Regions from separate parts of the Homo sapiens genome. Here region 2 is linked to region 1. Evidence: chromatin loops called from intact Hi-C (ENCODE). Cell type or tissue: mammary epithelial cell. All regions are shown on one strand.

Evidence for each region. A loop is a pair of places that touch in the nucleus more often than their neighbours do. Peaks named below come from ENCODE experiments on the same cell type or tissue, not always from the same donor. Only the 100,000 strongest peaks of a DNase experiment are listed, where the experiment ranks them.
Region 2: a loop joins it to region 1, with 2.0 times the contacts of the local background. A loop is called at or near these places in 1 of 110 quality-filtered maps.

What each region holds. Positions count from the first base shown.
Region 1 is chr4:10,334,590-10,338,589 of GRCh38, forward strand. No RefSeq gene overlaps it. Among named protein-coding and RNA genes, the nearest start is that of ZNF518B, 120 kb to the right of the region's middle. In mammary epithelial cell, no CTCF peak of the experiment used is centred here; a DNase peak (open chromatin) is centred at 2,102; H3K27ac peaks cover 741 bases.
Region 2 is chr4:10,281,502-10,285,501 of GRCh38, forward strand. It overlaps the pseudogene LOC100422637. Among named protein-coding and RNA genes, the nearest start is that of WDR1, 170 kb to the left of the region's middle. In mammary epithelial cell, no CTCF peak of the experiment used is centred here; DNase peaks (open chromatin) are centred at 740, 2,460 and 3,740; H3K27ac peaks cover 3,559 bases.

The DNA of each region.
Region 1 (4,000 bases):
ATTTTGAAGGAAGAAATGTATTCCTTCCAATGTCCCACATTGTTCGGATGCATTGAGTCATAGTGAGAGAGACCAAAGTCACTGCCTCCCAATTACAACTTTTAGGATTGAATGAGCAGGAGTGATGAGATCCTTTGAAACTTTTATACTAACTGTCCCTGGCGGGACTAAACCATGTCCCTGAGTCAACCAGAACCTGTGCTGATTTCTAGTGGAAGCTGCTGCCAAGAGTGTCTGCTGTAACTTTGCCCAGTTCTTTATAAAGTGCTTTGACACCCATCATCTCTGTCTCTTAGACACAGCCTAGGTTAGCCTTTGATCCTTGTCTGCAGGGTGCTCTTGTTCATTTTGTGTTTGTGAGAGTCATTCCCAAGCCGGAGTGCCTGGAATGGTCCAGGTAAAGTGTACAACCACCTGACTGCTCAGAGATTTGACATTTTACTCCCAGGAAAGTTCCACTGGGTGTGGAGTTTGTGGGCAGTACTGATGGGGGTCTCGGATGTCATGGTCCTTTCTCCTAGTGTTCTCGCTGCTGGTCTTGCTTTCCATATCTTAGACCCTTTCACGTTTGTGTTTTGTGTTTCTTTCTTGGAAAGTGATTCTAAGAGCCTGGAAGGCAGCAGACATAGCGGGAAGAGGAAGATGATTTAGAGCTGTCTGTCAGGAAGAGCTTGCTGTTGTGAGTGTGCAGTGAGAAATGTGCTAGTTGGGAGCCATGCTGACCTACAGCTTGGGAAAGGCAGGGACCTCGTGCTCTCCTGTGAAGTGGGAGCCTCTCTGGGACGCAGAACTTCAGGAAGCACTCGGTTGTCTGTCAGTCTACTTAGTTGCTTGGAAACGGGCATTTTGAAAATGTTTGGTTTTTGTGTTTGGAATGATTTATATATGATTTCTACTCTGATGGTAGAATCCAGTGAGGAAGATGTCTTGCTCCATAGAATAGTTCATTAATGTACTGTGCTGTATATTTAGTTTCCTCCATAGAAAACCAAAATACCGATTTCTTTCATGTTTTAATCTATTTCAAAGCATTTGACACTCACTTGAAATGAGAACCATCTGTAATATCACTGCAAAATCTCCCTCCTGGGATGCTAAGAGGATGTGTGGCCATTCTTCTTGCCTGTTTTCTGGATTAGGGTCACCAGAGAGGAGAGTTCTAAGGCCTCCTAGTTGAAATAGAAGGTGAAAAGCAGTGACTTCTGGATTCCCCTGAATGTTGAAGTAAGAATTTTGGACAGGTGCTATATTTCCTATGGTATTGTGATAAGTAATCAGTGCATTAGGAGCTTAAATGTAAATAAATTTATTCTATCAGAGAGATGAGAGGTGTTTAGAATGGAGTCACTCGGAAAAAATGAAAATGTTGGCAAAGTTGTCTGTCTGCTCCATTGGGCAATTTGTTTCATGCCTTTAGCTATCTTTAGAGACCCCCAGCATTCCTTACCTTGTTTCTTCTGTAACCTTCAGTGTGGGGACCCTTTTCTGCCTCAGATGGGACCACCTCTGTCTGCCCAGTGTGCACCCACATCTCGAATTCTGATTCTCCCCTCCAATTCTCCCTGCCTCTCCCACTTTCACACTTGAATCACTTTCCTGACATTGCTCCCCCTGAGCAATCCCGGGAATCTCTGTACCTTCAAGATGATGAGCAACCTCATTTCCGTCTCTCCCCTTCACTCCCTGCCTGCTGTGTAGCATAGCATATTCATGGGTTCTCGGGGCTTGGAGGAGGACTTAAGAGGGACCCTTCATCTGCCTACTTTATTGGTCCCTTATTTGAAAGTGATCCAAGGGAGCCCAGAGGAGAGTGAAAGGGGGTGGCAATGTAGAGAGGGCAGCCACTGAAGAGGGGTTAGGATTGAGCTGGTCACTGATGGAGGTGACTGAGACTCAACACTGCTTGGGGACCCTGGAGGAACCACGAGCAATCCATTTCACAACATCCCTCCTGGAGGGCTACAGTCCGGTTTAACCCGCTACCTCTAACATTCCACCAATTTTCTCTTTACCCAAGTATCTATTCCCCTGAGCTGCTGGGGTGCCTCTGCAGGAAAATGAGCTAGCTGAGAGGATGAGGGCATGGCCTGGGGCAGCTCAGTCATTCAAGTAGAATGTGCAGCTGCCTGTGTTTCTGTCTCAGCAGAAGACAAATGACCTCAGTGTCTACTGCAGCAAGGAGCTCCCCACTCTTCCTTCCTGTGATGGGGACTTTCTCCTTCTCCTGGGAGAGCTGCTCACACACCCCTGTCTTTTTCACCCTTGTCGTGTAACTATCTCCTGCAAAGTCTGTTTCTATTAAATTTATCAGAATGAGAATAAAAAATGGAGATGACTGATCATTATATTCAAAGGATGTTTTGTCTTTTAAGTCTCATGCTTTCTACCACAGCAAAGAGGTGAGACTGTTTCATTCAAGAGCTAAAATGTCATCTACCTTCTATTTTATGTCACTTGTCATATGCTGTTATAATTGTTGACGAAATTTGCAATGCTCAGTCCTTCATGGGGCTGTAATGCATACTTGTAAGAACACGTCAACTTTTGCTTGTTATTGCTATAGAACATACTACTTAGGAGTAAATAAGATTGCAACTCTTAACATTTAGTTTAGGTGTGCTTCCACATGGTCCTAAGCTGCTAAGAACAGTCAGCATCCCATTTGAAATTGAGCCATTGATGATCTTTTCATCAGAATTTATTTTTCCCTCCTCCAGCATTTCCTACTTTTTCCCTTGAGTAGGGGGTGTGGGGTTGAATTGTGATTCCAGCCAAAAGAACTCTGGCTCCCAATTGAAATGTGTAGGGTTGAATAAGCTGGTGTGGACCCCTTGTCTTGTTTGCAGTCCTGGCAGGATTAACCCAAGTACCTGTATCCACCGTACCTGGTGCTGTCTTCCCTTGCAAGCTGCTCATAAATGTGCTTGGGTTTAATTTTGCAATCCTCTGTAGCTTTTCACTTCTATTACCTCAGCTTCTGGACAGTTCCTAGGTTGTTCTCTGACTCTAGCGTGACTGGCATTGATACTGTTTCCACATGAGGGTCATTATTAAACCAGAGGATTTACAGTGCTCCTGGTGAGGTTTCTCACTACTTTTCTGGTGGAGAAATTCACTCCATTTCATGCCCATAAAATGGACTACATGGGCAGTATTGATTGGGTCTGGGTCACCAGAGTCTTCCCTCACTGGCTTCTGCATCTTGAGACCTCAGTCTTGGGTATTAAACCTTCCTTGCCATTGCTCCCTTTGCTGTGGTCAAGGGTAGAGGTTAAAGGCCCAGCAACATCCATGCCATAGGACTGGCCCTTCCAAGTCTCACAATCTCTTCTCTCCTCTCCTCCCAATGTTATTAGGTTGATTCCAAGTCTCACAATCTTTTTCCCTTCTCCCAGTGTTCTTAGGTTGAGCCCCAAATACAGCTGCCCATGGTCATAGCAGTCTGTCCTCTTTATAGACCAGCTCTGATTTTCTTTCTTGGTGTGAGTGGGTTGATGAAGTATGTGGCTAGTTCGGAAAACTCCTTGGTTCATGCCTTGGACACAGAATCAAGGTTTGAGTTCTGGCTCCAGGACACAGTTGCACAGCCTATGCTGTGACAGGTGTGGCAGGTCAGGCAGTTCCCCTTATGATGCCTTCTGCAAAGGTAGATGGGATCCACTTTGATAATGTTCTATGTAAAAGTCTTAATACCCCTGTCCTACTGGGTTAAAGCCCTGCCTACAAGAGAAAAATAAGCTGCATTTTTAGCTAATTTGGATTCTTGGCATAGTACAGCATGCTTCGGGATTGGCTAGATCGAGTCTACCTCACTGGATCTTCCAGATCTGTTTTAGTGGTCACAACACTAGTACCTATGTGGTACTGAATTTTCAGATTAATAGGATTCAAAATCTACATTTCAACAGATTTTATTCTGATGGAAATTTTTCTAAACATAATGCAGGGAAGTATTGAATTATCTGTTGCTGTTCCTTATCATCGCTGTAACTCAGACAGT
Region 2 (4,000 bases), 53 kb before region 1:
TTGGACTCTCATCTGAACTTTTGTCCCTCTTTTGATGACAGTCCTCCTGGATGATATCTAAATTATACATTCAGTTGGATTTCAACCATATTTCAATATGTTCCCTAAATGTGCCACTGGCATGTTTCTTAACACGCTCAGAGTCTATTAGGATCAAGACGTCAATTTGCCTACATCTGGTCTTTTTTGGACGTGATCTCTGAAGGCCCAGAGTGGGATGCTGAACTGCTGAAAGGTTAGAAGCTACTGAAAGGGTAGTTGTCACTTGGTCATGTAGACAAGACAGTGGCCCAATCATCCTTAGGTCTCTCTGGGGAGGGGTGGAATGTATCTCACAATGTCTCTCCTTAGGGATAAGACTCTGAATCTTTGGCCCCACCTCTGCCTGCCATGATCATACTGTTCCCCTTCTGAGGCACTTATCTCCTGTGCTGGTGGAATGTGGCTCTGTTTGGAAAAAAGTGAACAAAGGGTAAGAACATGGCCCCTGAGCCCAGTGATCCTAATCAAATAGCAAACCACCTAAGTGTCTCTTTGTGCAGAAGAATGGGCTCAGTGCCTGTTGGCGGCATAGGGAATAATGAATGCAACATTGGGAGTGAATAACATAAAACAGTAACTTTTCTCTGAACACAAGAAAAGTTGACTTGTTCTAAATCTTGAGCTTTTTCTGACAAAACTGAACAGAATGGCATGCCTGTGGTTCTAAAATAAGACCTGACTCATTTGTCAGATGTTCTTTACATAACATGATTTATTCTAAGCTGACTGAGATACTTCTCATTCTTCCTTTTGAGGGTCGTGGAGGTCAGCAGGTTTTGATCTCTGATCAAATGATATCTCATTACAATATTCACACATGGTACGTGTGTGTGAATATGTGTGTGAATATGGTAATGTCTATCACCTTTTGCTTTTCATTGCCACAATCCTCATTATGTGTTTAGGGAGGTAGGGATCTAAAATACTCTATTGCCCCTTACTTGATTAAAGAACCTCTTCATAGTTCGAGCTGGTAAGAATAGTGTTCATCTCGCTTTGATTGGAGGATTAATACTCTTGTTCCTGGTGAAAGGTATCCATTCTCCTCTGAATCACTTTGGCTAGGCTCTCTTGAATCATGGGAGCTCAAAGTCAAGCTGCTTCCTCTAGGGGAAAGCCGCTCCCAGACATGTTTGGATTTGGCTTGGCTTTACCCACTTCTGTCTTTTGATCCCCATGATATGAGCCACTGATGAATATAACCTAGGTCATTTCGATGCCCTTCTACGGACACAAGTAGCCAAGACTCTTGTTACTTCTATCCATATAAGGGTCATTTGAAAACCAGATTTAGGTGGTGGGACACTTTACCTGGACCATCCCAAACTGTTCTTGTGGGGATCATTCATTTAACCCCAGGAGGTTCCCCTGGATGTGGATTACATAGGTAATATTGACTGACTGGGCCTGGGTCACCATGCTCTTTCCCCACTTCCCTGGCCTCCACGTTTATGGTTCTCAGATCTGAGGTGTTCCATTTTCTCTGCCATGGACTCCCTTTGGATAGTGAAGATCAAATTCAAGGGCCCAGCATCCTCTGTGCTGTGTGTAGAGCTGACCCACTGGCACAACCTACATCTGACAAAGTGAGCATGTGCCCTGTGCCCTGCTGGTCTTAGGTTGAGCTTCAAACATGGTTTCCTGGAAGTTGAGACAGGTTTCCTTCTTAGGGAACAGCTCTGAATTAAGAGTTGGTTGATGATGAATTGAGGGATTTGTCCAATCAGAAAGACTTTTTGTTTGATACTTTAGAAGGCTACAGAGTGATTCTTCAGCATAATTTCCTGGCAGCAATCACAGGGCTGGGGCCTGTCAAAAGGTTCCATTTGAAGTTGTTCCATCTGAAAGTGTTAATTGCCCAGTGGTACTGGATTAAAGGTTTGCTTAGAAATAAGCTCGTTAACATTTCCTATTACTGTGAGTTGTCTAGCATGCTTCAAGATTGACTTGATCAGGAATTCAACACTGGATAGACTGCTTTGTTCAAGCCCTTACAACAGAGAACTCTTTGGAAGTCTAGAACCGAAAATAATTCTGTATGAAACTTAATGTTCTGATTAATAAGGATGATATGATAGAAATTATATTCTAAATATGATACAGAAAATAAGTGTGCTGTTAGCTCCTGGTACTATTCACATTTTCTGCAGTCCGTTATGCCACTTTTGCATCATGAGACGCTATTCCTTATGTTGATCTATACCTCTGACAGATGAACCATCCCAAAAGAAGAGTCCATATTTGAACCACGTGGCCTGTGCCATGGATAGTATCCAGAAACCAAATGCCTTAATGCATTGTCTTTTTCTATGCTACACTTGTGGAACCAAAATGAGAACAGTTTGAGTGACTAAAATGCAACTACTTGTTCTGCATTGCAGCATTTCTATTTTCTTTGTGATTCAGAGTATCAGGAAATTGTATCCTACTTCTCATGTAAACGATCTCATATTTTAGAGTACTGTACTTTAAGTGGTGTGGCATGTCTTAACCTGTTTCATGACTTCATTCTTTGATACACTGTTATCTGACACTTGATCTTTGAGGATATGAACTGTATCCTACTTTCTTGATCTTAGTCTCCATTGCAAAGGTTGTATTCTAAAAACCATGGTGCCTTGTAGGTGAGTGTTCTCTGTCCTGTGAGTTCATGTAGAAGCTCTCCTACCTGAACATAGACTGGTGGGGATGCTACTGAGAAGTACTTTGTGTTTCTGGCTAAAATTATGTCCCCCTATACTCAATGGGCTCATGGTATCTTGTACTTAGATATCCCCCAAAGCTGTGGTGTCTCGGATGCTACCCCCAAATTTCCCCTACATAAAGCGAAGACCTAAATGCCAGAAGGTTGTAGCTGGACACTGATATGTCTTCACTAGATGCCTTTAGAGCCACTAGACACAATAATGTCCTAGACAAGTGGAAAGAACACTTGTCATGAGCAACATTGCATCTTCCCCTGAGTATAGACAGGGCCAGTCGGGAGACAGCACAATTTTGAAGCCATTACAGTCTGCAGTGTCATCGTCAGATTAACTGACCTTTGGCTCAAACATGGAGCCTATGTGTTTCGGAGTGGAAAATGTAGCTGTTGGTGATGCCTTCCAGTCATTAGCCCTGTTGTGCTTTTTTCCCTTGATTTACTTTTTTGGAGAGTGGCTCAGAAGTCTTGGAATAATTATACTAAGGGAAATAAGTTATGCTAGGGCTCTTCTTGTGATGAACTAGCTGTTGGTCAGTGTCAGTAGAGCTGCCAATAGGTTCAGAACCCTTGATCCTGCACACTGACAAACGTGAAAACCAGAACCTTATTGTCTAGCTGTGATATGTGACAGTTACTTTGGGAGTAACACTAAACCAGTAGACCTGGTGATCCTATCTAGTCCTCAGTGATGAGCCCATGGCTATTGGTATACCAGGTTTTATACCGCATCAAGGAACTTGACTTTGGCACCTTTGTCCACCAGAACAGGCTTTGTCCAGGTAACTATGGTATTGCCTGCTTTGCTGTCCACCTCCCGAGCCATATTCTAGTGCTTCTGTGGTGGGGATGTCCATGTAACTGAGGGCAGCCACCAAGTGGATTGTCTCCTGCTTACAGAGGTCATCCTCGAGTGCCTTGATCTGATGTGCAAGGTCAGTGGTCTGATAGCCCCAAGCCACTTGACTCATACCAGGAATGTCTAGTGTGGGGAGCTGATCTCTAGACTGATAAGCTCATGACTAATTCCCATCTCTTCCCAGCAATGACATGTTGAGCTTTATTGATTTTGTGTCCAAAACGTCTCTATCTGGGTGTCCTGATAATTACCTTTCCTCTATACTGACATTAATGCAAAAGTGTTTCAGTTTCTGCACCAAAGAACATCTTCTGACAATACCACTGCCTCTAGGAAAGACTACTCCCTAGATAGCCTCCATCACAGAGCTCTGGACCAGGCTCTGATCCCCTTTGTGC